2 separate regions of the Homo sapiens genome follow, and region 2 is linked to region 1. Evidence: chromatin loops called from intact Hi-C (ENCODE). Cell type or tissue: Caco-2. All regions are shown on one strand. Each heading gives the region's core, and the rest is flanking DNA. Links, peaks and the distances in the headings are about the cores only. Region 1 overlaps MAML2 (mastermind like transcriptional coactivator 2). Region 2 overlaps MAML2 (mastermind like transcriptional coactivator 2).

Region 1 (2,926 bases), core at 111-2,610:
ATACTTGGTGACTAATCAAGAGGCTGTAAGTAAAGCATTTTGCACAGTCCCTGGTATACAGTAAGAATTTAATAAACAGAAACTACTATTATCATCCAGGCAGAAGAATAAATGGAGTACTTAATCCTTTTACTAATTCAAGTGTGTGCTAATTGAAATCTCTAACACCTCATTAATGTGGAATGACTTGGGAGTTTAGTGGTTCTCACTGGTCAAAAATTTCCCTAATTACTTAAAGATGTTTATTATCATTAATAATTTAAATCAGGGAAGTCACGACTTCTCTGAGCTACTCACTTAAGTAGATCAAACCCCATCCAACCGTGTTGGAATTCACTCACGTTCTTTCCGAACAGTAAAGCTACCATAGATTTTTACCATGGTCCTTTCAACTTTTTACCTCTCTGATCTCATTTTATTCCATTTTACCCTCAAAACAACCCAGTAAGGAAGGGTAAAACTCAAAAGATCCTTACCGGTGTGGCTCCTGGACCTATTTAATAATCTATTAAGATCATACAGATCTAAGGAAACTGACATCCCTGGGTATTTATACAAGTGAGTGTATGTGTGAGAGAGTCAACTACACTTGAGTTCTGAAGAATGGGACTGTCGGTAGGGGCTGATGTGAAGGGCAGGCATAGGGTGAAAGATCACTGGGCTTGACTCTTGGTTGTTGAAGGGAGGACACCGACTGGCAAATATGGCCATGCCTGTATTATTCCACTCTGGGACATATTTGTGGCATATATGAGATGTAAGAATGAATCCTTCACAGGGACATTGGATGGGTTTTTCAGGCTATGTAGTAAATAACTATTTGGATGGTGCAGGCAAAGAGTTAACAAAAACTCTTTTCCTTTTTGCATGAGAATCTGACCTTTGGTTAACTTCTTAACTTGGTTTCCCTGGAAACAGATAAAGATGGTATGTGTCAACTATGTTACTAGGCAACATTGCATATGGTAAAAATGACCCCTCATTGGTAGAGTGCATCTGGACTGGGAGGAACTATAAATGAACTGCAAATACCTGCTGGCTATGCTTTGGACTTCCCTGAATGCAGCAGTTCTTGTAACTAGCATGTCTCTGGAGAGGACCTTGCAAACTATGTCTATGGAGTTGTTACAAGAGTTACTGACTCCTATGGGAAATAAGGCTCTTAAGTAAAGGCAATTCCTTCACCTGCCCAGTGTGGATCTCATCATTTGGCACCCGAGCTTCCATGGCTCTAATTGCAGAAGAATACCTGATGCTGGCCTACTGGCAAGCTATAGTTCTGATCCTATATTCTTCTGGGCAGACTGATGTCAAATGTGATGTGTGATAGTCTTAGGAGTCTAAATGTCTAGCTGAGCCTAAGAAATCCCCCTGCTGGCTGTTGCATGTTGGTTTAGTGTCATTTCCTTTGGATAATCTGTGAGGCATGACTTTCTGGAAGAGATCTGAAAACAAGGAGGTCTTCTGTAGTGCCTTTATCTATAGAAACTTAAAATTAATTCATCCATCCATCTATCCAACCATCCATCCGTCCAATATTTATTTAGAATCTACAATGTGGTAAGAATTGTGGCAGATAAAACATATATTCAAGGTCCTTTCTCTCAATTAGTCCTCACATTCTATGGAAGGAAAAGAGGTATATATTGATCATTAGTAATACCAGTAATACTAATATCCAATATTTATTAAATACCAGATACTTTGTTAAACCCTTTACATTTAATCTTTAGTTTGACCCTTTCATTTAATCCTTAATAAGAATTCTGTGAAGTATGTATTATTCTACCTACTAATAATACTAATGTGTATTATTCTACACATTTTATAGACAATAAATTTGAGGCATGCAGAAGCTGCCTCAAGGTCACACCCCTAGCATGGCATCTGAGCTCAGGCAGTCTGATTCTAGATCTCATGCCCTCAACTAGTGTGTTATTTAGTGTGATGTGCAACTAAATAGAGGTTCACATCAAGGACTTCATTCAACAGTTTTCTATGCAGGGTCTTCTGCCTCCACTTTCCCATCTCCTCAAATGCCTGAAAGCCCACCAGTTAAAATTAATTTGCGTTAACAAGCAACCATTCAGGAGGCATCAGGAGAACCAGGGAGATAGGCAAAGAGCAGAAAAAGGGCAAACTTTACCTGGATTTAATTGTCTATCAGTTTTATGCCTCCCTGTCTCCAGAGATGGCTTAAACTACTCTCTGACCCAACTTGACCAGCTTCCTTGTCCAGTTCTGAAGGGCCTGGCTCACAATTAGGCAGAAGTGAGCATTGTGGCATTGTATGTCTTCAAGGATTCCGTTTAGAAACTAGACTATGAGATGAAATGAAACAATGCATGTAAAGTGACCACAACTGTACCTGTCATGTCTTAAACACTCTATAAGTCATAGCTATTATTATTCTTTCTTCCTGTATTGCTTGCAAAATGCTACAAACTATCAGAAAGTCAGACCTCTCAGTGGCTTTAGCACCTAGTATTATTTTCAGTCATATACATTCTTTGCATGTCTGTCAGGAACATATTTGTTAAGTGCTTGTTGGGTGAACCAAGGTAGTGACTACAGAAAGTACAGGGAGCCATATTAATCAATATCCATATGATACATTTAGGAACACATACTAGGAAATTTGAAAATGCATTAAGAACCCTTACCATGAGGCATCTACCACATGGAAATTGTCAGGTCTCCAGTTCTTACTCCCCAGAAAGGGGACTGTTTTGACTACAGAGAAAATTTGCTATTATTAATGCTTATCAAGCTAAGTTCATACAGAAATAAGTAAGAGAGTCAGGAGCCACTCTCCTCTTTGTCACACTCCTTGGACTTAACGACACCACTCTGCTTCTGCCCAGTTTTTAGTAAACATGGCCTTCACCATCAGCCAACCTTAGTTCCAAACACTTCTCAGGAGAAA
Region 2 (2,926 bases), core at 299-2,798, 220 kb after region 1:
AGAGAACCCTGACTAACACAGATTTTGGTACCAGGAGTGGGAACCAGTTAAGACTTTGGGTGACTGTTGGAAGGGTGTGATTGTGTTTTGAAGTGTGAGGACATGAGATTTGGGAGGGGCCAGGACTGGAATGATATAGTTTGGCTTGGCCCCACCCAAATCTCATCTTGAATTGTAGTTCCCATAATCCTCACTTGTCATAGGAGGGACCCAGTGGGAAGTAATTGAATCATGGGAGCAGTTACCTCCATGCTGTTCTCATGATAGTGAGCAAGTTCTCATGAGATCTGGTGGTTTTATAAGGGGCTTTTCCCCCACTTTGCTCTGCACTTCTCCTTGCTGCCACCATGTGAAGAAAGATGTGTTTGCTTCCCCTCCCACCATGATTGTAAGTTCCCTGAGGCCTCCTCAGCCCTGCTCAACTGTGAGTCAAATAAACCTCTTTATAAATTACCCAGCCTCAGGTATGTCTTTATTAGCAGCATGAAAACAGACTAATACACTTCCCATCTAATTCAGAACAAAAGCTGAAATCTTTTCAGTGGTCTACAAGGCCGTATGCAACCTGCCTCCAAGACCGCATTACTTCTTTGATATCAATTCCCATTTCTCTCTCCTTCGCTTACTGCTCTGACCATATGGGCCACCTTGTTATTCCTAGAGCATTCCAGGGATACTCCTGTCTCAGAATGTTTGCACTTTTTCTTCAGCCTGCCTAAGAATGCTCTTTCCCCTGATGTCTGCTTGGTACTATCCTACACCTCCTTCAGGTCCTTGCTCAAATGCCACCTTCTCAGTGAGGCTTCTATAACCTTCCTATTTAAAACTGACTCCTTTCTCTGACTTATTTTATACCACAACACGTGCCACCATCCAACATCCTATGCATTGTACTTGTGTTGTGTTGTGTTTTCTCTGCTAGAATGTAAGCCCCATGAGAACAGGAATTTTTGTTTGCTCAACATGTGCCTACTACAGTGCCTGGCATATAGTAGGACTCAATAAATATTTGAGTAGATAACATTTAAATATGCTTAAATTTCAATTGTTACATATATTGAAACCTCTTGGTTTACACGCCTCTTCCAGGTTAAGGGCTTCTGTGATCTCACAAGAGGCATCCACCTTATCAGGGTCAAATTTTTCAGACATTTTTCACATAAATGGTCAACTGCCTGAACCTAAAAAGTTTTTAGAAAACAGGACATATTATGAGTGGGAAACAAACAAACAAAAACCAACATATATTTAAATACCTTCCAAGAAAATCTCAGAAGCAGCCCACCAGATTTAGATACTATATACTTGGCTATGTTGTTTTGCAAAGGCTGGAAACATAAGGAAGTTCTGGAAGTCAGCAAACACCAGTATTTGGCCTTAAAATGATTTAACACACACAAAAATGGCACTGTGCCTTTGGAGACCTGGAATGCAGCATTACAGGTTTTCTCCAAAACAGTTTCATTTACTTAACATTACTCTGACCCTTTAACTTCTAACTTGCTGTACAATTAAGCTATTTAAGCCTTCGACTTAGTGCTCTTTGTGCTACAATCTGGGTCTAAAGTGAAGCAAAAACCACCCTACACCTTTCTGTTTTACTTAAGGTTATTCTGTCCCATGAAGAGGTTTACATATGCAAATTTTAGCACCACATCTGTTTAGCACGCAGTTGTAAGGCTGAGACTATTTCTATTTTACTTTTTCATTCCATAAACATTTATTCAGCCCCTACTATATGTGTTTCAGGCACAGAGAATCAGAATTTTTTTTTCTTGCCTGTTTCAATGCAAAAAGTTCCTACGTAATGCTGATCACATTAAAGTTTGTTACCATGGAAACAAGAGGACAGTCACAATCAGAACTGGCATCAAGTTGCATTGAAAGTAAGGTACTGCTTCTGACAGCAATTGAAAACAATCTGAATTCTGTACTGTTTATAAATCAAGGCAATAATCTTGTCTGTCTTGCACAGCCTTTCTTATTTCCCCATAAAAGTTGTAAATGACTTTTGGAAAAAAAGTTTATCTCTTGAAACGTATTTTTTTTTAAAGTTCAAATTAGATTAAAAGGAACACAATTTACTGGGCTTCACCAATATTTGACCTGGGAAAAATTAGGCTACCCCAAAATAGTAATTTCATGCAAATGAAGTAATTTACTGTCATATGTTTAAACAAATGGTTGTTAATTTTGGAACTTTTTTTCTTCTTTTGTAGCTTTCATCCTTATCCTTGTTTATCTTATTCATATTTTTTCTTTCTATTGCAAGTTATTCTCCATAGTGCTAAAAAGAAAAAAGAAAGCAAACATCATCGGAAATATGAATAAGGGACCTAAGTTAGAGTCCAGTTTAGTCTATGTAGTAGTTATGTGACTTAGGGCAAGCTATTTTATGACTGTGGGACTCAGTTTTCTCATCTGCAAAATGGGGGTGATACTCCCTAAATTATTGAGATTTAAATAAGACAATTTGTAGGATGCCTGGTATATAACAAGTAAGGAGATAGCCAGCCTCCATATCAAATTTGTGATATAAGGCAAGATGCTTGCCTTTCCCAGGCCTTCATTTTTCATATATCAAATGGAGATTTAAAACTTTTCATTTACTAAACTCTTTGGATTGTTGCAGGGGTCAAATCCTTATTTTTACATTTTTACAACATGTAATTCCCATTCATTATAAGATAGTATCATCCTGTTATCCTGTCTCCTTTCTTAGTTGCAGTCTCTCTTGGTATTTTCATTTATTCCTAGTTCTTTTTCTTGTTTCTTTTTCTTTTTCCTTTTCCTTTTTTTTTTTTTTTTTTTTTTTTAGAAGGAGTCTCGCTCTGTAGCTCAGGCTGGAGTGCAGCGGCGCCATCTTGGCTCACTGCAAGCTCCGCCTCGCGGGTTCACGCCATTTTCCTGCGTGAGCCTTTCTGCT

Evidence for each region. Peaks named below come from ENCODE experiments on the same cell type or tissue, not always from the same donor. Only the 100,000 strongest peaks of a DNase experiment are listed, where the experiment ranks them.
Region 2: a loop joins it to region 1, with 4 times the contacts of the local background. A loop is called at or near these places in 2 of 110 quality-filtered maps.

The regions. Positions count from the first base shown.
Region 1 is chr11:96,049,656-96,052,581 of GRCh38, forward strand. All of the region lies in intron 2 of MAML2 (mastermind like transcriptional coactivator 2), which reads right to left. Among named protein-coding and RNA genes, the nearest start is that of MTMR2, 130 kb to the left of the region's middle. In Caco-2, for the core only: a CTCF peak has its summit at 1,358 (motif pointing left); DNase peaks (open chromatin) are centred at 656, 1,016 and 1,355.
Region 2 is chr11:96,271,286-96,274,211 of GRCh38, forward strand. The region is part of intron 1 of MAML2 (mastermind like transcriptional coactivator 2); the gene reads right to left. Among named protein-coding and RNA genes, the nearest start is that of MIR1260B, 69 kb to the right of the region's middle. In Caco-2, for the core only: no CTCF peak of the experiment used is centred there; a DNase peak (open chromatin) is centred at 1,422; H3K4me3 peaks cover 167 bases.